Regions from separate parts of the Homo sapiens genome. Here region 2 is linked to region 1. A link is an interaction called in ENCODE POLR2A ChIA-PET data of the cell type or tissue named here. Cell type or tissue: B cell. All regions are shown on one strand. Each heading gives the region's core, and the rest is flanking DNA. Links, peaks and the distances in the headings are about the cores only.

The links. ChIA-PET counts read pairs that join two places held together with the same protein. Peaks named below come from ENCODE experiments on the same cell type or tissue, not always from the same donor. Only the 100,000 strongest peaks of a DNase experiment are listed, where the experiment ranks them.
Region 2: POLR2A ChIA-PET joins it to region 1 with 6 read pairs; 9 of 35 experiments call an interaction of 5 or more read pairs at or near these places.

The regions. Positions count from the first base shown.
Region 1 is chrX:153,973,836-153,982,980 of GRCh38, forward strand. TMEM187 (transmembrane protein 187) reads left to right here. Exons shown (of 2, transcript NM_003492.3): 2 at 8,015-9,145. The coding sequence starts at 8,228. The coding sequence ends at 9,013. MIR3202-1 (microRNA 3202-1) reads left to right here and starts at 7,262; the gene lies at 7,262-7,342. MIR3202-2 (microRNA 3202-2) reads right to left here and starts at 7,341; the gene lies at 7,263-7,341. RefSeq lists an enhancer at 6,639-6,748. In B cell, for the core only: no CTCF peak of the experiment used is centred there; DNase peaks (open chromatin) are centred at 6,799 and 8,046; H3K4me3 peaks cover 737 bases; H3K27ac peaks cover 2,360 bases.
Region 2 is chrX:154,043,843-154,059,646 of GRCh38, forward strand. The region is part of intron 1 of MECP2 (methyl-CpG binding protein 2); the gene reads right to left. Among named protein-coding and RNA genes, the nearest start is that of MIR718, 32 kb to the left of the region's middle. In B cell, for the core only: a CTCF peak has its summit at 7,578 (motif pointing left); a DNase peak (open chromatin) is centred at 7,559; H3K27ac peaks cover 286 bases.

The DNA of each region.
Region 1 (9,145 bases), core at 4,094-9,093:
TAACCATAAATGCTAAAGGCCTGGAGGTGACAGTGCCTGCTGTTTAAACGCGTGCGGGAGAGTCTGGGGCCTTTAGCCAGGAGATTGTCAGGCTTCCCAGGGCTTCCCTGAAAGACCCCAGACCCAGGGGCCAGTGCTGTTGAGGTGTTGGCTTTCCCATGCCAGGCGCTGGGGGAAGCTGTGACGAGATTTGAGTGTCACATAATAAGGATCATGGCAATTCAAAGGTACAGGGAAGCTAGGCTATAAGGTAACCAGCTCGGTTTTCCTGGGGGTCTTGGACAGGTGCTTTGATTACATGGTCACTGTCAGCCCGTACCCCCGGTCAGATAGACTGAACCCCTGCAGCCGGAAAGAGGAGTTGCTTTCCATGCCCTTCCTGGAGTTCTTCCTCGATCAAGTTGACAGTGTTTGACTCTTGTTCCAGCTCTCCGCCCTGCTTGCTGGCAGGCAGGAGGGTCAGACTAGCATGGGTGCCATGGGGCCCTAGGTGGGTGCAGGGAAGGACCTGTAGACGCCATGCGGGGCCTCAGCTGGTGTCTCAGCTGGAGTCAGGAGCTGAACGGGGAAGTGCCTGAGAGGAAATGACAGCTGAGTCAAGGGCAATGGCCAGGCGAAGTGGGCAAAGGGCTTCCAGGACAGAGCTGGGCCTGAGGAGCTCACAGGGCTGGATGGGGATGGCACTTTAAGTCTGGCCAAGACTTTGGGACATGATCCAGGACATGGAATGGGAAGCTGGTCATGGAAGGGTGGAAAGCCAGGGCAGACATGATCCCATCCAGGGCTGCTCAAAGATGCTGGGGCTGCGGTGTGCACACCCCTGGACCCAGAGGCTTTTTTGACTGGGAGGACGGGGCAGGAGGAGTTCGGGTGCCCCATGCTGAGATGGCAGGCTTGTGTGAAGCAAGGACGTATGGAGTGATAGTGAGGACTGTGGTTCCTGTGTGGCAACACCATGCTTCAGAGGGCAATGGGGCACCCACATGCCAAGCCTGGTGGCCCTCCTCAGCAACGGAACTCCAAGGCAAGAAGGCTGAGAATGAGGCCCAGGAGGATGCGGTGGGCCCCAGGACCTGCTTGAGAAGTGAAATAGCAAACAGGACTGGTAAAAGGGAGCAGAGGTGCTGGCTTTGTTCTTTAATATAATTGAATTGAAATTGAGCAGGGCTTCACTGGGCATCTGAGGAAGAGCAAGGAATCAGACCCTGTCCCACCCATTTGGGGCCTAAATTGCAGTAGGGCAGATGGACATTGCACCTCAAAAATAAACAGTGCTTGTCACATGAATCATTTGCAAATATTTTCTCCTATATTGTCTCTTCATTGTTGATTGCTTCTGTGCTGTGCAAAAGCTTTTTACTTTAATATACTCCCATTTGTCTGTTTTTGTTTTTGTTGCCTGTGATTTTGGGGTCTTAGCCATAAAATCTTTCCTGGAGCATTTCCCCATTTTCTTCTAGTAGTTTTATTTTATTTATTTTATTATTTGTATTTATTTATTTATTTATTTTTTGAGACACAGTCTCACTCTGAAACCCAGGCTGGAGTGCAGTGGCACAATCTTGGCTCACTGCAACCTTAGCCTCCTGGGATCAAGCGATTCTCCTGCCACACCCTCACAAGTAGCTGGGATTACAGGCGCATGCCACCACCCTGGCTAATTTTTATACTTTTAGTAGAGATGGGGTTTCACCATGTTGGACAGGCTGGGCTGGAACTCCTGACCTCAGGTGATCTGCCCGCCTCAGCCTCCCAGTGTGCTGGGATTACAGGTGTGAGCCACCACACCCAGCCTTTTTTTTTTTTTTTTTTTTTTTTTTTTTTTAAAGACAGAGTCTTGCTCTGTCGCCCCAGGCTGGAGTGCAGTGGTGTGATCTTGGCTCACTGCAACCTCCTCCTCTTGGGTTCAAGCATTTCTCCTGCCCCAGCCCCCTGAGTAACTGGGATTACAGATGTGCGCCACCACGCCCGGCTACTTTTTGTATTTTTAGTAGAGACGGGGTTGCACTGTGTTGGCCAGGCTGGTCTAGAACTCCTGACCTTAAGTGATCTGCCCGCCTCAACCTCCCAGTGTGCTGGGATTACAGGTGTGAGCCACCGCGCTGGCCTCTTCTAGTAGCTTTATAGTTTCAGGTCTTACTTTTAAGTCTTTAATCCATGTTGAGTTGATTACTGTGTGTGGTGAGAGATAGGGGCCTAGTTTTCATTCTTCTTCACATACTTATCCAATTTTCCCAGTGCCATTTATTGAAGAGACCATCCTTTCCCCAATGTAGGTTCTTCGTGCCTTTGTACTACTTATAATAGCTAAGATATGGAAGCAATCTAAGTGTCCACCAGTGGATTGATATGTAAAGAAAATGTGGTATAGATACATGATGGAATATTATTGAGCCATTTAAAAATAAACTGTTGGCGGGCGCGGTGTTTCAAGCCTGTAATCCCAGTACTTTGGGAGGCCAAGACGGCCAGATCACCTGAGATCAGGAGTTCGAGACCAGCCTGGCCAACATGGCGAAACCCCATCTCTACCAAAAATACAAGAATTAGCCAGGTGTGGTGGCAGGCGCCTATAATCCCAGCTACTTGGGAGGCTGAGGCAGGAGAATTGCTTGAACCTGGGAGACGCAGGCTGTGGTGAGCCGAGATTGTGCCACTGCACTCCAGCCTGGGTGACAGAGCGAGACCCTGTCTCAAAAAAAACCAAAACCAACTATAAAAAATAAAAAAAATAAAAAACTATTGGCTGGGTGCAGTAACTCACGCCTGTAATCCCAGCACTTTGGGAGGCCAAGGTGAGAGGGTCGCTTGAGCCTAGGAGTTTGAGACCAGTCTGGGCAACATAGCAAGACCCTGTCTTTCAAAAAAAATTTAAAAATTTGCCAGGCATGGTAACATGCCTGTGGTCCCATTTACCTGGGAGGCTGAAGTGAGAGGACCACTTGAGCCTGGGAGGTGGAGGCTGCAGTGAGCTGCAATCACACCACTGCACTCAGCCTGGGAGACAGAACGAGACCCTGTCTCAAAGAAATAAACAAACTAATAAGATAAATCTTGTTATTTGTGGCAACATGGATGAGCCTAGAGGACGTTATGTTAAGTGAAATAAGCCAGGAACAGAAAGATAAATATTGTATGTGTTAATTCTTATGTAAAATATTTAAAAAATCAAGCTCATGGAAATAGAAGCATAGTGGGTATTAGAAGCTGGAAAGATTAGAGAGTAGGGAAAGATTCGGAGGAGTCGGATAACAAATACAAAATGCCAGCTTCATAGCATGAATGGATCCTGCTGTTCTGCACTGTAGGGTGAGCACTGTTAACTACAATTTCTTGTGTATTTTCAAAAGACTATAAGAAAGGATTTGGAATGTTCCCAACACAAAGAAATGATAAATGTTCCAGGTGATGGATATGCTAATTACCTTGTTTGATCATTATACATTATATACATGTATCAAAATGTCACTCTATATGCTATTAAAAATAATAAAATAGGCTGGGCACAGTGGTTCACGCCTGTAATCCCGGCACTTTGGGAGGCTGAGGGGGACAGATCAGTTGAGGTCAGGAGTTCAATACCACCCCAGCCGATATGGCAAAATCCCATCTCTACTAAAATACAAAAATTAGCCGGGCGTGATGGCCCGCCTGTACTTCCAGCTACTCGGGAGGCTGAGGCAGGAGAATCGCTTGAACCCGGGAGGCGGAGGTTGCAGTGAGCCGAGATCCTGCCACTGTACCCCAGCCTGCCCCACAGAGCGAGACTCTGTCCCAAAAAATAAATAAAATAGGCCAGGTGTGGTGGCTCACGCCTGTCATCCCAGCACTTTGGGAGGCCGAGGCGGGCGGATCACTTGAGGTCAGGAGTTGGAGACCAGCCTGGCCAACATGGTGAAACCCTGTCTCTACTAAAAAAAATACAAAAAATTAGCTGTGCATGGTGGCGGGCGCCTGTAATCCCAGCTACTCAGGAGGCTGAGGCAGGAGAATCTCTTGAAAACGGGAGGCAGAGGTTGCAGTGAGGCAAGATCACACCACTCCAGCCTGGACAACAGTGCAGACAGTGCAAGATTCCGTCTCAATAAAAAAATAAAATAGGCCAGGCACGGTGGCTCATGCCTGTAATCCCAGCACTTTGGGAGGCCGAAGCAGGTAGATCACGAGGTCAGGAGTTGAAGACCAGCCTGACCAAGATGGTGAAACCCCGTCTCTACTAAAAATACAAAAATTAGCCGGGCTAATTTTAGTTGTAATCCCAGCTACTCAGGAGGCTGAGGCAGGAGAATCACTCAAACCCCGGAGGGAGAGGTTGTACTGAGCCGAGACCACGCCACTGCACTCCAGCCTGGGCGACAGAGCAAGAGTCTGTCTCAAAAAAACAAAATAAAATGAAGTAATAATAAAATAGTGCTAAGTGGTCTGCATATACAGATACTTTTTTTTTTTTTGAGACGGAGTCTCATTCTGTCGCCCAGGCTGGAGTGCAGTGGCACGATCTTGGCTCACTGCAACCTCCGCCTCCCAGGTTTGAGCGATTCTCCTGCCTCAGCCTCCCAAGTAGCTGGAACTACAGGCATGAGCCATCACGCCTGGCTAATTTTTGTATTTTAGTAGAGATGGGGTTTCACCATATTGGCCAGGGTGGTCTTGAACTCTTGACCTCAACTGATCCACCCACCTCAGCCACCCAGAGTGCTGGGATTACAGACGTGAGCCACCACGCCTGGCCACTTTTTTTTTTTTTTTTTTTTTTTTTGGGGGGGAGAGGGAGTTTCGCTCTTGTTGCCCAGGCTGGAGTGCAGTGGCGTGATCTCGGCTCACTGCAACCTCCGCCTCCCGGGCTCAAGCGATTCTCCTGCCTCAGCCTCCCGAGTAGCTGGGATTATAGGCATGTGCCACCACACCTGGCTAATTTTTTGTTTTGTTTTGTTTTGTTTTGTTTTGTTTTGTTTTGTTTTGTTTTTCTGAGATGAAGTCTCACTCTGCCGCCCAGGCTGGAGTGCAATGGCACGATCTTGGCTCACTGCAACCTCTGCCTCCTGGGTTCAAGCAATTCTCCCGTCTCAGCCTCCCAAGTAGCTGGGATTACAGGCGTGCGCCACCACGCCTGGTTAATTTTTTTGTATTTTTGTAGAGACAGGGTTTCACCATGTTGGCCAGACTGGTCTGGAACTCCTGACCTCAAGTGATCCACCCGCCTCTGCCTCCCAAAGTGTTGGGATTATAGGCGTGAGCCACCGTGCCCGGCCTAATTTTTTTGTATTTTTGGTAGAGACGGGGTTTCACCACATTGGCTAGGCTGGTCTCAAACTCCTGACCTCAGATGATCCACCTGCCTCGGCCTCCCAAAGTGCTAGGATTATAGGTGTGAGCCACTGCGCCTAGCTTTTTTTTTTTTAGAGATAGGGTCTTGCTCTGTGGCCCATAGCTCACTGCAGCCTCCATCTCCTGGGCTCAAGTGATCTTCCTGCCTCAGCCTCCTGAGGAGCTGGGACTATAGGTGCACCACCATGCCTGGCTAATTTTTATTTTATTTTTTAAATTTAATTTTATGTATTTTGTGTAGAGACAGGGTCTCACTTTGTTGCCCAGGCTGGTCTCAAACTCCTGGACTCAAGCAGTCCTCTCACCTTGGCCTTCCAAATTGCTGGGATTACAGATGTGAGCCACCATGCCCAGCTACATATGCTTTTTGATGTATAACAGGGTAATGTCCAGATAAACCCATCATAAGTCGAAAATATAGGAACTGGACTTTCAACTTAAGAGGGGTTTAGCTGGGTGCAGTGGCTCACTCCTGTAATCTCAGGACTTTGGGAGGCCAAGGCAGGAGGATCACTTGAGGCCAAGAGTTCGAGACCAGGCTGGGCAACATGGTGAGACCCTGTCTCTACAATTTTTTTTTTTTTTTTTTTTTAGATGGAGTCGCGCTCTGTCGCCCAGGTTGGAGTGCAGTGGCGCGATCTCAGCTCACTGCAAGCTCCGCCTCCAGGGTTCACGCCATTCTCCTGCCTCAGCCTCCCGAGTAGCTGGGACAACAGGCGCCCACCACCACGCCTGGCTATTTTTTGTATTGTTTTAGTAGAGACGGGGTTTCACCGTGTTAGCCAGGATGCTCTCGATCTCCTGACCTCGTGATCCACCCGCCTTGGCCTCCCAAAGTGCTGGGATTACAGGCATGAGCCACCATGCCTGGCCCAAAATTTTTTTAACAAAAATTAGCAGGGCAGGCCGGGCGCTGTGGTAGGGAGGCTGAGGTAGGAGAATGGCGTGAACCCGGGAGATGGAGCTTGCAGTGAGCCAAGATCGCACCACTGCACTCCAGCCTGGGCAACAGAGCAAGACTCCGTCTCAAAAAAAAAAAAAAAAATTAGCAGGGCAAGGTGGTGGTATATCCCTGGTCCCAACTACTTGGGAGGCTGAGGCAGGAGGATAGCTTGGGCCCAGGAGGTGGAGGCTGCAGTGAGCTGTGATTGTGCCACTGCACCCCAGCCTGGGCAACAGAGCAAGACCCCCGTGTCTAAATAAAAATACCCAGGCCATGGCAGCAGAAAGCAAGGAAGAAGCCACGTGGAAGCCCTCCTGGCGCTTCTTCCAGGGAGGTGAGCAGAGAGCACCTGGGGCCAGGAGGCGGCATGCCTGGGTTTCTGCTCCTCCTCACTGTAACTTTCAGCCAAGTCAAACTGCTAGAGTTTCAGTTTCTTTATCTGTGAAATGCCGGGGCTGGCACAGATGGTTTCTAAGATCCCTCCCAGGCCTGGAACTTCTAAGCGATTAGGTCAAAGGTGAGCTAACCGGGCTGGGCACAGTGGCTCATACCTGTGAATCCCAGCACTTTGGGAGGCTGAGGCGGGTGGATCACTTGAGGTCAGGAGTTCAAGACCAGCCTGGCCAACGTGGTGAAACCCCAACTCTACTAAAAATAGAAAAGTTAGCCGGGCATGGTGGTACACGCCTCTAATCACCGCTACTAGGGAGGCTGAGGCAGGAGAATCACCTGAACCTGGGAGGCGGAGGTTGCAGTGAGCCAAGATTGTGCCACTGCACTCTAGCCTGGGCAACAGAGTGAGACTCCGTCTCAAAAAAAAAAAAAAAGGTGCACAAACCGAGGCCCAAGACAGTTAAGGTGCAAGATCACATGGTTAGTAAGTGGGAGAGCCAAGGTTTGAACAGTCTGGCATCAGCTGACCAGGAACTGGAGCCCACCCTTCTCTCTCCCTGAGCCCGCCTACCCGCCCACCCTCTTGAGTGCGAAATTTATTAATATGGAAGGGAGAAGAGCTTTAATGATTGGAGTCATTTTCAGAGCATTAAAGCTCTTCTCCCTTCCATATTAATGTATTTCTCAGCTACTAGGGCTCACTTACAGCACCAGTGGCCCCAAAGCAGTTGACAGTCAGTGGTAATTAAATTGTCTCTCTGGTTCTGTGACTGAAGGAGACAGAAGGCTTTATGGTGGCCTGAGGAAAGAAGGTGATTTGGGGCTTGGCACTTCAGGAGAGGGCAGGCGAGTGAGCCAGGGAAGCTGGCCTGGGAAGCCTGCGGGTCACCCCCTTGCCTCCCGGCCTGGTGCTTGAGTGGCAGACGGTGAATCCTCCTCCTCCTCCATCCCCCACCTTGTGTCAGAGGCCAGAGCTCGGACTCCATCTAATGGTCTCTAGTTCAGCTGGGTATTTGGTGAAAAGGGCTTTGGGGCTGGAGACGTCCACTTTTATAACACACTGACATGGGAAGGCGCATTCTGAGTTGTAATGACAGAGCTAGACAGGTCTTGTCTGTAGATGCAGTGGCTTTAAGGAAACTAGGACGATGGGCAGGATTTTCCTAGGTGCCAGGAGAAAGGGGTGATAGAGGATTCTAGAGGCTTGAGAGAGTCAGTGTGCAGCGGTTTCACTCTGATTTGCTTCTCCAGTGAAGATGGTTGGTAGCTCCTGAGGCCGGGGGTCAGGAACATGGAGGCGGTGCTGGGGACGGTTTGTTTTCTAACCACACTCCTTTTGTAACCACAAAGGAAAAAGGCAGAACGTTCCTCCGCTGGCGCCAGCCAATCAGCAGGACTCCTGCCTTCCTTCGGGGCAAGGTCGCAGCATCTGCCTCGGAAATCACGAAATCACGGGGCTTCTTTCTGCTGGCTCAGCCGGGAGGCCCAGAGTGTTCTGCAGAGGCTGCGTATTGAAGGCTGCTCTCTGAAGCTCCCTGCCCCAGGTCACGCCGCCGGTTCCAGATGAATCCAGAGTGGGGGCAGGCCTTCGTGCACGTGGCCGTGGCCGGTGGCCTCTGTGCCGTGGCTGTGTTCACGGGCATTTTCGACAGTGTTTCCGTGCAAGTGGGCTATGAGCACTACGCCGAGGCGCCCGTGGCCGGCCTCCCTGCCTTCCTGGCCATGCCGTTCAACTCACTCGTGAACATGGCCTACACGCTGCTGGGGCTGTCGTGGCTGCACAGGGGCGGCGCGATGGGGCTGGGTCCCCGCTACCTGAAGGACGTGTTCGCAGCCATGGCCCTGCTCTATGGCCCCGTGCAGTGGCTGCGCCTGTGGACGCAGTGGCGCCGTGCCGCGGTGCTGGACCAGTGGCTCACACTGCCCATCTTTGCATGGCCCGTGGCCTGGTGCCTCTACCTAGACCGCGGCTGGCGGCCCTGGCTGTTCCTCTCTCTTGAGTGCGTCTCCCTGGCCAGTTATGGCCTCGCTCTGCTGCATCCCCAGGGCTTCGAGGTCGCACTGGGTGCTCACGTGGTGGCCGCTGTGGGGCAGGCGCTGCGCACCCACAGGCACTATGGCAGCACCACCTCGGCTACCTACTTAGCTTTGGGGGTGCTCTCTTGCCTGGGCTTTGTGGTCCTCAAGCTGTGTGACCATCAGCTCGCACGGTGGCGTCTCTTCCAGTGCCTCACAGGCCACTTCTGGTCCAAGGTCTGTGACGTGCTCCAGTTCCACTTTGCGTTTTTGTTTCTGACGCATTTCAACACTCACCCAAGATTCCATCCCTCTGGCGGGAAGACGCGTTGAACCCAGGGAAGAACCTGCTGAAAACCGATGACCCCCAGCATTGAAATGGACTCTGAGATGGCAGCGTGGTGCCAGTGTCAGACATCCTGTGTGTGATGATATGCACTGATCACACAAGACTGCCCTTTCCTG
Region 2 (15,804 bases), core at 5,208-10,207, 71 kb after region 1:
ATCACTACTCTCTAGTTCCAAAGACAACCCTTTACCCATTAAGCAGTTGCTCCCCACTCCCACTCCTCTCAGCCCCTGGTAACCACTAATCTATTTGTCTCCACAAATCTGCCTACTGTTGACACTTCATATAAGTGGAATAATACCCTCCCCTGGAAAGCCTGTCTTTTAAAAAATGATTTTCATTTAAAAAAGTTTTTTTGCTTAACACAGTGGCTCATACCTGTAATCTTAGGAAGGCAGAGGCAGGAGGATTGCTTGGGCCCAGGAGTTCGAGATCTGCCTGGGCAACATAGTGAGATCCCGTTATTCACAAAAAGGGGGAAAAAAGACCAGGAAAAAAAAAAATCCCAAAACTAAACAACGAAAAAGTTTTTTTTAGGGAGATAGGGTCTCGCTGTGCTGCCCAGGCTGGGCTCAAGCGATCCTCCTGCCTCAGGCTCTCAAGTAGCTGGGACTACAGATGAGCTACCACGCCCAACTTAGAAACATGTATTTTTTTCAGATTAGCTCATCATTCCCTGGTAACTTCTCCAATGATTTCCCCTTGCATCTCTGCCACTATATTCTAGCAGGGTTCTCACACTGATCCTACACACAAGTGGTTAGAGACTCACCAGGCCAAGCTCACCTCCAATTCCAAATACCTAGTCCTCAAGGTCCAAGTGGCCTGTTTCCATAGACACTGACACTGTGCATGACTTTTCTGTCCTCAGCTGCTGGCTTTCTCCATTTCTTGTTGATAATGTTTTTTTCTTACCTTTACATACTTCATGTAAATAAGTTTCACAGACTTTTAACAAAGTGTTGGCTGCTTTTATCAAAGAAGAGAAAATCTGCCAAAATAAATTTTCACCATGAAGGCAACACATTTTGGGGAACAAGAAAGGGCAGAAAGGAGATCTCTTTTACTAGAGAACTCTGCTTAAGGACTGGCTCATTTGATCCAAACATCTCATCAGTAACTTGGAGTGAGTGCCCTTGTTTTCGTCATCTTGCGTCTCACTAGTGTAGGTCAGTCCACATCAGCCTGCCTGACGTACTTGGTTCGTAATGCTGACATCTGAGCCCCCATGTTTATTTCACCCTGATTCTACTGAAATGACCAACGAAATGCAAAACAGGAGGAAATATCTCTATCAATGCCTTCAGAGGAACCGCTGTAGAATGTGGTGTGGCTGGGATCCATGCGAGAGAAGCAGCTCTCACACGATTCCACCACAGTTAAACACATGGGCAAAGGAGGGACCTGCCGGAGGTATGAGGATTCCGTAGCAGAGCCCAAGAAAATCTGCAAGATCAGAGAAACTGGGCCTAAGAGCCAGACTGGCAGAAGTACGGTTTGCCGGTGGCAAATAGAAGGACCTGAACCACCAGTGCCCTAGGTGGAGAGGTCAGTGACAGGCTGGCCAGGTTTTCCTGGGCACTGCTGGGACAGAGAGAGACACCAATATAGAGGAGATTCTACCTGTCTCAAGAATCTGCCAGCAGCACCCTGGGTCCCCACCCTGACTCCAGCTGCTGCCACAGGGGAAGCAGCAGGGACTGAAGCTCCACCCCATAAACAACTCTAGGGACTGGGGATCAAACAAGTACCAACAAATTAGTAACTGTCCTGTGTACAAATACAAATTAGGTGGAAACTATAATGATTGAACACCAGTCATTCCAGTCAAGATCCCAACTGGAGGCCGGGCGCGATGGCTCAAGCCTGTAATCCCAGCACTCTGGGAGGCTGAGGCGGGCAGAACACGAGGTCAGGAGTTCGAGACCAGCCTGGCCAACACAGTGAAACCCTGTCTCTACTAAAAATACAAAAAAATTTTAGCCTGGTGTGGTGGTGCGCGCCTGTAGTCCCAGCTACTTGGGAGGCTGAGGCAGGAGAATCGCTTGAACCCAGGAGGCGGAGGTTACAGTGAGCCGAGATTGTGCCACTGCACTCCAGCCTGGGCAACACAGCAAGACTCTCGTCTCAAAAAAAGAAAAAAGATCTCAACTGGATTTTCTTTGGAATCTGACATTTACCTAGAATAGGCATCTGAGGACAGCCAGAAGGAGTGTGTGTGTGTGTGTGTGTGTGTGTGTGTGTGTGTGTGTGTGTGTGCAGGGGGGGGGATGGCTTCCTTCTGGTAGCCACTGCTCTAGGGAGTATTTCTCACCATCATGTCACAAAGCACACAACAGGAGCACTCTCACATGGATTAGGGAATTAGATGCAGACCTCCTGCACAACTGCCCTCTTCCAGTCCTAGTAAGATAAGACACAAAAGAAAGGCAGGGAAGGAGAGTGTGAAGGGAAGATTTCAGCACACAAAGGAAAGGGGTGTAATTCAAAGCAGTCTGAGAAAAGACTCCAGAGGACAAAGCAGCAGCAAAGCCAGGCTCCTGCCCCGTCCCCCAGAAACCACCCTAGGGAGCGGGCAACGCCCTGGGAATTTGCAGTCAGTAAGCTGGAGAGAAGCAACCAAGTGGGAGTCCTTCACTTTTTCCTTTTAGACCCAGAAACTCCAGCTGGGAGGTGCAGGAGAAATGGCAAAGTGCCCAGTGAGCCAGCCCAGCTCTGTGGGAAGCAACTGCTCTTAGGTATACACAGATTATGGAACCACCCAGAGACTGAGGTGCCCCCTATCCCCATGGAAATGGCACACACATCCCTCGTGCAGCTAGAGTGAGCCTTAGTAAGACATCCAACACAGTTCTTAGAACAAAGAGAAGAATCCAGATAGGGCTGAAGACTACATGGCTGCAGCTCCCTCCAGCGTGCAAATTCTCTCCGGATACAAGATAACAAGCCTGCACGCGATAGCTCAGAGGGGAAAACAGCAAGAGAAGATGCCAAGAAACTGGGAAGAGAGAGCCAAGAATTCCTCCACTGTCTCAAAGCAAACAGAACGACTATGCAGAGCCATCCAAGCCTGAGCCAAGACGAAAAGAAGTGACATGGTAACTAGGCAAACATATTATGGCCAGAAGAAAAAAAAGAGGCCCAGGGAGGGAGATGGCACGAGAAAGGCAAAGTCTCCCACCAAGAAGAGAATACACAAGGAAGGGAAAAAAATTCCCCACAACTTCATAAGAACATGTTCCCAATAAAAGAGTTCAAAGATGGGATGATAAAACAGAATAAGATGAAAAGACAAATTTCCAACCTAGAGAAACAAACTGCAGACCAAAACACATCATTATGAAACTAATAAATACATTGAAAAACAGCCAGAAACAGAATATACATAGCTGAAAATCAAATTAGACAAAGTGAATGCAGATGAAAAAGACAAAAGCTAAACCAATTACGGCAAAGCTAATAGCATTGGAAGAGAGACAAAGACAATCCAACATGAGGAATTTGTGTCCCTGAAGTACAGAACTCAACAAATGGAACAGAAGATGCTGTCAAAGATCCATAAGAGAGCTGACCTGAAACAGCAACGACTACATCTGCAGACTGAAAGAATACACCATGTTCCCAGGACAATTTGATAAAGAATGCTCAATAGCAAGCCAGACTCTAGTCAACCTACTCAACTTCAAGGATAAAGAAAGCATTCTTCAGGCACCTTGGGATTCTTCCAAGGGGGAAACATCAGAAGACCAGACAGAATGTCTACAAAGTTCTGAGGCAGCTTAGCGCAGTGGTGGTGGGGGAGAGGTCAGAGGTAAATTCAGAGAGATGGACAGGGGCCAAAAGCCTCTCTGAGAAGACGAAATCTGAACACAGATCTGAAGGAAGTGAGTGGTGAGGGAGCAGGTCAAGTAAAGAGGGGTCCAGCCAATGAGGAGCAGCAAGAGCCAAGGCTCTGACTCTAGCAACATTATGGCAAGTTCCAGGAAGAGCAAGAGCAGTGGGAGCCAGGTGAGCAAGGGAGAGAATGGTAGAGAATGAGCTCAAATAGGCAAGGAGGGATCATGTTCCATGTGGCTGCTGAGGCAGGCCCAGTTACACAATTTGTGGAGCCTGGTGCAAAATGAAAATGCAGGGCCTCTTGTTCAAAAATTAAGAATTTTGAGATGGTGAGAGTAGAGTATTAAACCAAGCCTGGGTTCCAGCAAGCCCATGGGCAGTTACAAAGGCCCATGAAGCTGGCTCTGCTTTCAAGTAATGGACTTCGGGTTTTATTCTGAGAGGGTTTTTCTCAAGGGAGTAACCTGATCTAATAAACATTTTTCAAAGAGCCCATCTGAGGCTGGGCACACTGGTACACGCCTGTAATCCTGCATTTTGGGAGGCCAAGGCGGGAGGATTGCTTGAGCCTGGGAGTTCGAGACCAGCCCGGGCAACATAGGGAGACCCCAGTCTCTACAAAAAATATAAAAATTAGCCAGGTGTGGTGGTGCATACCTGTAGTCTCAGCTACTTGGGAGGCTGAGGTGGGAGGACTGCTTGAGCCCAGGAGGTTGAGGCTGCAGTGAGTCGTGACTGTGCCATTGCATTCCAGCCTGGGTGACAAAGGGAGACCTTATCTCAAAAAAAAAAAAAAAAAGCCCATTCTAACTATGGGAAGATATAGAGTAGAGGGAGTGGGGCAGGAGGGCACAAGATGCCACAGGGGGGCTCTGCAGAAGCAGATGTTGGGTCACGGTTTGAGGTGTAAGATGTTCATCAGGAACTGACATCCATAAAGGGAGGTGGGAAGAAGTCAAAGAGAAGGCCCTATAAGGGCCTTGTACCCTTACCTCGCTCAGTCACCAGGGTGCTGTCCTGGAAATGGCGTGACCTTGGGTGAGGAGGCTCTTGCAGCTGAGGCTAACCGGAGTGTCCGCAGGGCATCCAGAGAGGAGAGTGACCTCCGGGTCTGCCACGTGAGACTACTGCAGAGTCTAGGCAGGGATGCAGGGAGCTGGTCTAGGTGCCATCCCTGAAGGGCATGGGCACCGGGACAGCGAAAGGGCGAGAGATCCAGGACTCTGGCTTCCGTTTCTCATGTTTTTGATACTGAGGTATTTAGCTTTCTAGAGGCCTAAAGGGCAGCTGGATGTATGAATCTGGAGTTCAGGGGAGAGGTCTGAAGAGCCAGGCGAGTGCGTGAGGGCGTGCTGAATATAAGTGTAAACAACCCTCCCCCTGCTATTTGGAGTTGTGATGAGGAGAAAGAATCAGCAGAGGAGACAGAGAAAGAGGAGTCAGTGCAGAGAAGGAAGATCAGACATATCTGTCAAGATTATTGGTGGCAATCAATAGAAACCAACTCTAGCTGATTTATGCAGACAAGGACTGATGAAAAGCTATTGAAGATGCATGTGGTGATGGTTGCACAATATAAATGTGCTCAATACCACAGAATTGTACACTTAAAAATGGTTAAGGCAGTACATTTTATCTTTTGTGTATTTTACTGCAATTTTTAAAACTAGGGGGAAAAGGCTACTGGGTGATAAGAGAATCCCTAGAGGGTTGGAGGAACAGGTTTGAGTCCAGTTGGCTAGGAACAATACTTCAAATCCTTCTGCCAAGCCAGTCCAAACAGCCAGCACTGCCTGTGCGACCCTGCAAGGCAGCAGCACTGGCCACTGGCACTGTGGCCTAGGAGCTCGTCTTTCCTGCAGCCCCAATGCCAGGAGACACGGCTCTCCTGCCTGGCCCTGCTCCTCCTAGCATGTGAGTCTGACTGGCAGAGGCCAGGGTACATACCTACACCCTCGTGTAGAACTCAGGTAATTTCTTTCTGTAAGGGGCCAGATAGTATTTTCCACCTTGTGGGCCAGACAGTATCTGTCACAACCAGCCCACCTGCTGTTGTACAGGAGAGCAGTCTTGGACAATGCACAAAGGACGGGGTGGAACTGGGTCCTGGTAAAGCTTCATTTACGAAAACAGGCAGTGGGCCGGACTTGGCCCTTGAGATACCGTTTGCCAACTGCTGCCCTGACCGAAAGGGAAGCTAGGCAAATAAGCATCTGGCATTTGCAGTGACTACAATCAGAGGTCGCCAGGCCTCCCATCAACTCGTGAGGTGAGAATTCTCCCAAACCCAGAGGGTTCAAGATGTGAGGTGAGATGGCCACCTGGAGAGTATGAGGTACCAGAAGAGACACAAGGAAAGGGCTGAGAAGGAGTGACAGCCACTGATGACTGTTAAGATTATTTCATGGAATGTGGAAAAGCAAGTGTTCATGGAGCAAGCTGAGCAAGGAGCAGCAGGCAAGGAAGAGGGCCCATGAGTGGAGAGAACTCTTAGAGAGTTTGGCTAAAAGGAGAAACAGAGACTGAGCAGGAGCCAAGGAGGTATGCGCTGAAGGGAGCTCAGTTACGATGGTAAATTCTAAAACAAGTTCGTCTGGTGATGGGCACAGTTCACAAGAGGAGGGAAGACCAATGGAGTCCCAGGGGCATCAAACAGTGGTTGACACTGCAAGCTGGGAAGACAGTAAGTCCTCATCATAGGCAGAGCTAAGTTAGAACTCCGTGGGTGGAGTTCCAGAGATGACCAACTCCAGGATACGACCATGGGAATGAGTGGCAGAAGAGACAGGGAAGGAGCCAGGCACTAGGAGGGCGGCCTACATGCGTGTGTGTGCTGGAGTCAGGAACTGGCACGGAATCCTCAATAAGAGGACTGACTGGGGCAGTGAGCAAGCCCACAATCAGGGGTCTGTGGGCCGAGAGGCTGTGTCACAGTCCCCCTATGCCATGCCTGGAGGCACATGGGATCAGAGACCTCTGAGGACTTGGCAGGAGGCACAGGCGTGGAGAGGCAGGGCCTAACCCAGGTGTGTGTGTCGCGGGGGGGAGGGGGGCGGTGGTTAGGCAGGGCTCTTTGGGGAAGAGATACCTGACAGGGTCTTCAAGGATAAGCACGACAAGGCAAGGCCACAGGGGAAGGAAAGGAGAAGAGAAGGGGACTTGGGCAGGGGAGCCAATGACAAAGGCCAGGAGTGCAAGAAACATGGTACCTGGGAGGAACTACAAGCAGTCCTGGACTGCTGAGGGCTATGTCCATAAGAAAAGCAGCAGCAACAGAAGGGGCCACAAAGAGAAGCAGGAGCCACATGAGGGGCCCTGATGTCACTCAAACACAGGGTGCCACTCTTGGGTTTAAAGCAGGGGAATGAGATTGATGATAGGGATTGTGTGGAAGATAGAGAGGTGGAGGAAAGATCATAAGTTATCATGGGAGTCCCAGAGCAAGATGAGGGATTGAACCAGGACAGCGGTAGAAGGGATGACAGAAGACAAAAGAGGGACAAACAGTTAAAGGAACAATTTGTGGGACTTGGTGGCTCCCTTGGATGTGGGCAGTGAAGGGCAGGGGCCTGTTGGGTTTCCAGCTTGGGTGACTGGTATGGCTATCAACTGTGACAGAAAACAGTGGACATGGCATTTGTCTATTTGGTCTTCTGATCTACCTTATCTTGAAGGAGACAGGGGTGGTAGGGCGCCCAGTGGGTTGAGAAGAATGGAAGGGAGAAAGAGGGCAGAAATCTCTCAAATGTTTTGCACAGTAAAATCTGACTAAAATGCACACACGCCCCACAAGCCTTTTTCTTTTTTTTTCCCCCCAAGAAGCAAAACAAGTTTTATTTCCATAGTAGTTCCTTTTAGTGCTCTCTGTCGCCACCTAATGGATGGCCTGGTGGAAGAGGCTCAAGAGGTAGCAGCCTAGCCTATTCCACGGCAGAGGAATCAAACTCACCCAGGCAGGGAGAACGGGACTGCACCTGGGTGGGGGAGGACCAAAAGAAGCCCAGCTGCTTCTGGAAGATCATTGGGAGTCTCTTCTGGAAGACCAGGGGCTCTTGGAGCTAAAATAGACGTTCGTTCATTAATAATACCTACTTCAACAACTTAAGATCATGTTCAGCGGATGCACATCAACCTTGACTTGTCTGTGCTCCCCAAATCAATATGCCTCAATATTGAGGCATATTGAGGGAACAATCTGTAGATATTCATGAAATTGTCTGGTGGGACAAAAATTGTGGGGCACTTGAGCCTAGCTGAACTCAGTTTTAAGTTCTAGCATTTAACACACCACCTCTAAGTTTACGTGTACTTTATGAGTGCAGGAATGCAACAAAAAAATCTAGTGTAAAGTCCTGGCCCTCAGGGCAAAGCAAGGGAACTACAACTCTTGCTGCGAACTGCCTTCCTCCCACAGATGTGGCACATTCACAAATCACATTCATTGAACAAGAAATGGAACAAGTGCCACACCAGAGGTGACAAGAAGAGGGGACCATACAATAATAGGTAACTTCCCTGTCACACGAGACTGCTTGGAGACAAGGATACAGAGCCCAGCATAGGAGATGGGACAAAATGATGAGGGTCAAGGACCACACCTGGTTTAACTCCCAGTGAAGAGTTTTAGCCAGTAAAGAGCTGCAAGAAGGAAATCACACACCACGAAGAGGCCACTAAGATAAACGCTTGAATCTGATTAAGTTTTCACCTGAAAAGTGTGGGTAAGGACAAGCCTGCCTTGTTGGGTAGTACAGATTCAGTGAATGAGCCCTCAGATCCTGCTGGATCCCGTGATCAGATAAACAGCAGCTTCTCAGGAACCACTGCATGTGAGGTTAGGGTGAGGGGAGGGACCCGATGGAGATCTAATCCCAGGGGTTTGGTCACAGGGGCTGGCGAATGAGAGGTGGAGACCGGGAACATACGCCACTTTTTTTTTTTTTTTTTTTTTTTTTGAGACGGGGTCTCACTGTGTCACCCAGGCTGGAGTGCAGTGGCACCATCTTGGCTCACTGCAACCTCCGCCCCCCAGGTTCAAGCGATTCTCCTGCCTCAGCCACCCAAGTAGCTGGGATTACAGGCGCCTGCCACTGCGCCTGGCTAGTTTTTCTATTTTTAGTAGAGACGGGGTTTCACCATCTCGGCCAGGCTGGTTTTGAACTCCTGACCTCGTGATCCACCCACCTCGGCCTCCCACAGTGCGGGGATTACAGGCGTGAGCCACTGCGCCCGGCCAGCCACTCTTTTTTTTTGAGATGGAGTTTCGCTCTTGTTGGCCGGGCTGGAATGCAATGGCACGATCTCGGCTCACTGCACCCTCCATCTCCCAGGTTCAAGTGATTCTCCTGGCTCAGCCTCCCAAGTAGCTGGGATTACAGGCATGCGCCACCACGCCCAGCTAATTTTGTATTTTTAGTAGGGACGGGATTTCTCCATGTTGGTCAGGCTGGTCTTGAACTCCTGACCTCAGGTGATCCACCTGCCTTGGCCTCCCAAAGTGCTGGGATTACAGGCATGAGCCACCAGGCCCAGCCTAAGCCACTCTTTTGGAAAGCTCAGCAGAGAAGATGCATGAGGTAATACGACGCGTTAGGTGGCCTTTAAAGGGATGTTTATAGCTTTTCATAACATGGGTGTATTAGTCTGCTCAAGCTATAACAAAATAGTACAGACTGGGGGGCCTATTCAACTGAAATTTCTCACAGTTCTGGAGGCTAGAAGTCCAAGATCAAGGTGTCAGCACATTCAGCCCCTGGTGAGGGCTCTCTTTCTGACTTGGAGATGGCTGCCTTCTCATTGCATACTCACATGGTGGAGAAAGCAAGCTCTCTGCTGTCTCTTGTTATAAGGACACTAATCTCATCATGCGAAACCCACCCTCCCTCCTGATTTCATCTAAACCTAACCACCTCTCAAATACCCCATCTCCAAATAACATCACATTGGAGGTTTGAGCTTCAACACTGGAATTTTGGGGGACACAAACATTCAGTCCATAACAGTGCTGATGTTTATGTTTTAATGTTAAATGATAACAGCACAGCACAGCAGCACACACACTGTGTGATGCCAATCTGTTTGTTTGTTTGTTTGTTTGTTTTTTTAGATAGGTTCTCACTCTGTTGCCTGGGCTATAGCAGTAGTGTGATCACACCTCACTGCAACCTCGACCTCCAGGTTCAAGCAATCCTCCCACCTCAGCCTCTCAAAGTGCTGGGATTCCAGGCATGAGCCACCATGCCTGGCCTCCAATTTGTATTTAATGCCACTGAACTGTACATTTAAAAATGGTAAATTTTAGGTGATGTGTATTTTACTACAATTTTTTTAAAAGTCTAAGAGAAGGCAAGAAAGGAGAAGGAAAATTTAAAAGAACAGAAAATATGGAAAAATAGAATGCACAAATATGCTATAAATGAATCTAAATACATCAGAAATCAAATAGATGTTAAAGGACGAAACAGACAATGGATTTTTTAAAAAATCTCGAGGCCGGGTGCGGTGGCTCACGCCTGTAATCCCAGCACTTTGGGAGGCTGAGGCGGGCGGATCACGAGGTCAGGAGATCGAGACCATCCTGGCTGACACGGTGAAACCCCGTCTCTACTAAAAATACAAAAAAAAAAAAAAAAAAAAAATCAGCCACGCGTGGTGGCGGGCACCTGTAGTCCCAGCTACTCTGGAGGCTGAAGCAGGAGAATGGCATGAACCCGGGGGGCGGAGCTTGCAGTGAGCCGAGATCGCGCCACCGCACTCCAGCCTGGGCGACAGAGCAAGACTCCGTCTCAAAAAAAAAAAAAAAAAAAAAATCTAGCTATCAGCTGGGCATGGTGGCTCACGTCTGTAATTCCAACACTTTGGGAGGCTGAGGCGGGTGATCAGCTGAGGTGAGGAGTTTGAGACCAGCCTGGCCAACATGGTGAAACCACATCTCTACTAAAAATACAAAATTAGCCGGGTGTGGTGGCACGTGCCTGTAGTCCCAGCTACTCAGGAGGCTGCGGCAGGAGAATTGTTTTGAACCTGGGAGGTGGAGGTTGCAGTGAGCCGAGATCACGCCATTGCACTCCAGCCTGGGCAACAAGAGCAAAACTCCGTCTCAAAAAAAAAAAATCTAGCTATCTGACATTTTCAAAAGCTCCACCTCACTGATGCATAAAGACACAGAAAGGAGGAAAATAAAAAACTGGGATGGCCGGGCGTGGTGGCTCACACCTGTAATCCCAACACTTTTAGAGGCCAAGGCTGGTGAACTGCTTGAGCCCAGGAGTTTGAGACCAGTCTGGGCAACATGGCAAAACCCTGTCTCTACTAAAAATACAAAAACTTAGCCAGGCGCGCTGGTGCAAGCCTGTAATCCCAGCTACTCAGGAGGCTGAGGTGGGAGGACCACTTGAGCCCAGGAGGCGGAGGTTGCAGTGAGCTGAGATTGCACCACTGCACTCCAGACTGGGTGACAGAGGGAGACCCTGTCTCAAAAAAAAAAAAAAGAAAGAAAAATAAATAAAATAAATAATAATTTAAAAAAAAATAACATATTAGTATGGTCGCTTCATAATACCAAAGGGTTCAATACACCAGGAATGTGAAACTGTATCTAAAACTGAAAATGTGGCCTCAAAATAAATAATAAAATGAAAATGACCAAACTCTGTGGAGAAACTGATGTGTCCATCACCACAGTAGGTTTTAACACGTATTCCATCAGTTGATAAATCAAGTAAACAAAATGACAGTAAGAAGAGAAAATACTTTCACAACAAACGGATAAGACAGAGGTAATGAATATATGTAGAATCCTGCACCCATGCTTGGTGGTGACATATTCTGTCCACTGGTTGTGGATAATGTGTCATGGAGCACTTCTCAACCAACTGCAAGAACTGGTGTCACACAGACCAAGTTCTTTGATCACAGTGCCATTTAGTTAGAAGTTGATTTTTTCTTTTTTTCTTTTTTTTTTTTGAGACGGAGTATTGCTCTTGTTGCCCAGGCTGGAGTACACTGGCACAATCTTGGCTCACTGTGACCACTGCCTCCCGGTTCAAGTGATTCTCCTGCCTCAGCCTCCCGAGTAGCTGGAACTACAGGTGTGTGCCACCATGCCCGGCTAATTTTGTATTTTTAGTAGAGACGAGGTTTTGGCATGTTGGCCAGGCTGGTCTCGAACTCCTGACCTCAGGTGATCTGCCCGCCTCGGCCTCCCAAAGTGCTGGGATTACAGGCATGAGCCACCTCATGCAGTCAATTTTTTTTTCTAGAGCAACTAGGAAAAAAAAAAAACAAACCCAAAGCCATGTGCTTGGAAATTGAAAAACACATTTTAAAATAATATGTGAGTCAAAGGAAGAAACAAAGAAAATTTAAAATATCTTTGGGCTAACTTAAAGTGACAATACTATCAGAACTTGCTAGATACAGTTGAAGTAGTTCCAGAGGGTTAGCCTTAAATGTTTACATTTGAAAAAAGGGTAGAAAAATCAATGAACCAAATTTATAACTTAAGAAGTTAGGGCCAGGCGTGGTGGCTCATGCCTGTAATCCCAGCACTTTGGGAGGCCAAGGCGGGTGGAGCACCTGGCGTCAGCAGTTCGAGACCCGCCTGGTCAACATGCCAAAACCCCATCTCTACTAAAAATACAAAAAATTTGCCGGGTGTGGGGCAAATGCCTGTAAATCTCAGCTACTCGGGAGGTTGAGGCACGAGAATCACTTGAACCCAGGAGGTGGAGGTTGCAGTGAGCTGAGATTGCACTACTGCACTCCAGCCTGGGCGACAGAGCAAGACTCTCTCTCTCAAAACAAAAAACAAACAACAACAACAACAACAACAAAACACAGAGAATGTACTCTAAGACCATAGAAAAAATAATAAAGATAAAAGCAAAAGCAGAATTTAATGAACTAGAAAAGAGACACAGAGTAATACAGGGCAATAATGCCTACATGTCTGCTTCTTGTAAGACCAATGAACCTAATGAGCTTTTACCAAGACAAGGAAAAACGGGAGAAGGTACAAGTAAACAACAAACACTAGGAATGAAAAAGCAGACATAATTACAGATGTTGCAAATGTATAAACTATAACATGAACAACTTTATGCTAGTCAGACAAAATGGACAAATTCCTAGAAAAAAAAATTTAACAGCTTACAGTAGCCCAAGCAGGTGCAGGGAAAATAAAAATAGGTTTAGATGTGTCTGCGTGTACATAGAACACCTCAAAAGACACAGACAAGACCCTGGATGCAGCCGTTCCCTGAAGAGAGGCCTAGGCAGCTGGGAGACCAGGGCAGCAGGGACACTCAGACCTTGCATCACTCTGGAGTTTGCACTTCCTGAATTGTGAAGCATGCACATGTCTCACTTATGCAACAGTGAATCCAAACGTGCCTGTATACAAGGAAAGGCCTCACCTGGCTGCGCCGTGGAGGCTGGCCTGGCGTGTGGAGCAGGCAGAACATTAGCAAGCTACCGAGCAGGTGCAGGTATGAACATCAGCTGACGCTGGCTCTTTGCTTTCTTTTTAATCTTGACAAATTTGGTAGGTGAAAAGGCATCATTTTTGTTCTCGTTTGCATCTCTTTGATTACCAGCAGGCAGAACTCTTTTCCTATCTTCATTGGCCATCTGTATCTCTTCTTTTATGAATTTCCTGTTCATAGTCTTTGTTCATTAGTGGTGACTAGTGGTAAGTTAGCAATAAGAACTGTTTGCATTCAAGTCTAGACTGAGAAGGAAATTAAAAAATCTGCCCATGTATTCTCACAATAAATGACTACTGACTAGCCTGAGATAATTGTACCCACTGCCCAGTCACAGGCATTAAGCCTAGGATGATTCATTTCAGACTTGTCCCTGACCTTCCTCATACCCTTTCCAGAAGGGCCCCTTGAGCTGCTATGATACTCCTAAATCACTATCCCATTACCCAAATGATGGAGAGCCAATCAAAAGCTTAGACCAGGACGCTTTCCCAAATTATGTCCCAATACCTTCACAATGATCACTTTATATACAATCTCACTGAATGCTCAGCAACACACGAGAGCAATGTTTAACTGAGGGCAACACTGAGGCTCAAGGAGGGCAAGTGACTTGATTGCTGAGGTCACCTGCTAGGTGCAAGAGCTGAGAATTAATCCCAAGGCTACCTGGCTCAAAAAGCCTAAGCTCATCTACTATACTTGAGGCGAAATCATGAAAGTGTGTTTTTACCTTGCCCAGACCCTGCACACTGCATCAAGGTCCTGAGTTTCAAGCAACAGAAATCAACTCTGGTTAAATTCAATCACAAAGGAGTTCTTGGGCAGCAGATCTGGAAATGGAGAGAGAACTAGAGAACTAGGCTCAGAAAAGCAGCAGGAATAGAGGCTGCACCACTGCAAACACAGCCAAGGTTATACTGCAGGGACCTGCTGGTTGGGACACCCACCCTGGGCACTGTTGCATGTCATCACTGGACATTAGCCACCACTGCTGGTTTTGTGACTCAACTGCCACCACCATGACTAATCCCTCACTGTCCCTCAAGAGTCAAAGTCCCTGAAGGCAGAATGGGTTTGGCCAAACCTAGGCTTCATCGCCATCCCCTAGTTTCCAGAGAGCAAGGGGAGGGAATATATCCATTCCCCTGTGGCAGGCACTGCCAGTTGTCCCCCAACATCCATGTTCTCCATCTGCCTTACTAATGAGACCCTGCGCTCAGCTAAGGAGAGTTATTCCCCGCTTCCCAGCAGACCATGGGACTACGTTATGGCTAAGGAGACAGTGGCCGAGTGCACTCCTGTTCATCGTTCTCTTTCAAGCTTGCTCTTGTTCTACTGACTATGGGCGGAGCACACCTCCCACCCACTGACTCTGGGCTTGCTCACGTGTTGATGGGATGGGGGAAGAAGAGGCTTTAAGAGGCTTCTGTGACTCTGCTCACTCCTCTTGGACTCCTGACCTCCGCCTACGAAGAGACTTCCCCTGGCAGCTGCTTCTCCCTCCTGGGTCCTGGAACGACAGGCTTGAGAACAGATCTGAATCCCATCTTGCAGCTGACCCAGACCCATGTGTGAGAAATAATAATTGCTGTTATAGCTACTGAGCTGCTGGTGCTGTTTGTTCCCTAGGACAAGATGATGGGTGTGAAGATGGAAATGGAAATATTGAATGGGCCTAGAAGTTAAGATGTCAAGTGCCATTTTGCCTTTCCCCTATGACCTCTTTCTTCCTACCTGGAGGAGTGGATGCAATGACTAGAGCAGCAACCGTCATCTCACAACCAAGAGGCAATCTTGAGAAATGGAAGACACCCACTGAGGGGCCCTGGGTCCTGGATCCTTACAAAGCCACTGCAGTGGTCATGGACAGCATGAGAAGGAAGTACACCACAGGCCCCCAACCCCATCTTCAGGTTTTCTTAGGTAGAAACTAGGGTCCACCTGCCTCTTACTAAGATATACACAATGGGGAGACTTTTAACACAAAAAAAGGTATGAAGATGGTCAGAAGCCAAAAAAGCAACAAAATGTTCATGATATGCCGTATGTGGGGTTTACTCACTACACTGCTTTTCCACCGAGTTAGCATAATCACTATAACTCAACCCATTGAAAAAATGACAAAACAGATTCTGAGATTCTCTTCCTATTTCTGTTAGCTAAAAAAGCAGCCTTTGAATTGTTTATAAGTGAATTCAAGAGATAAAAATAAACCCAGATAATTCAGAATGTACTGAGTACAACACATATGCCTTCTATGTGATAAGCTCCCAGCATTATTTATTCAAAGAAAACTTGCCTTGTTGCAAAAATATAAAAAAACTTAAAAAAAAAAAACAAGTAATTACACAACACACCACCTCCTACAACACCAGATTCCTTTTCTTTCCTTTGTAACCTGACCAGAAGAAAAACAAAACATTGTTCAAATTGCTGAGACCCACAAAGTTCAATTAGAGCATAAAAAATGCTCTCCCAAAATATAGCTACTAGCAGGGAAATGAGCAGGCTAAGCCTCCTGGTGAACCTGGACATTGGGCACAAGTAACAGGCACATTTAGACACCAACGACCAGATTCCACATGACTGAATCCAGAAACCCTGCCCCTTCCCATTCCCTTGGAGATCCAGGGG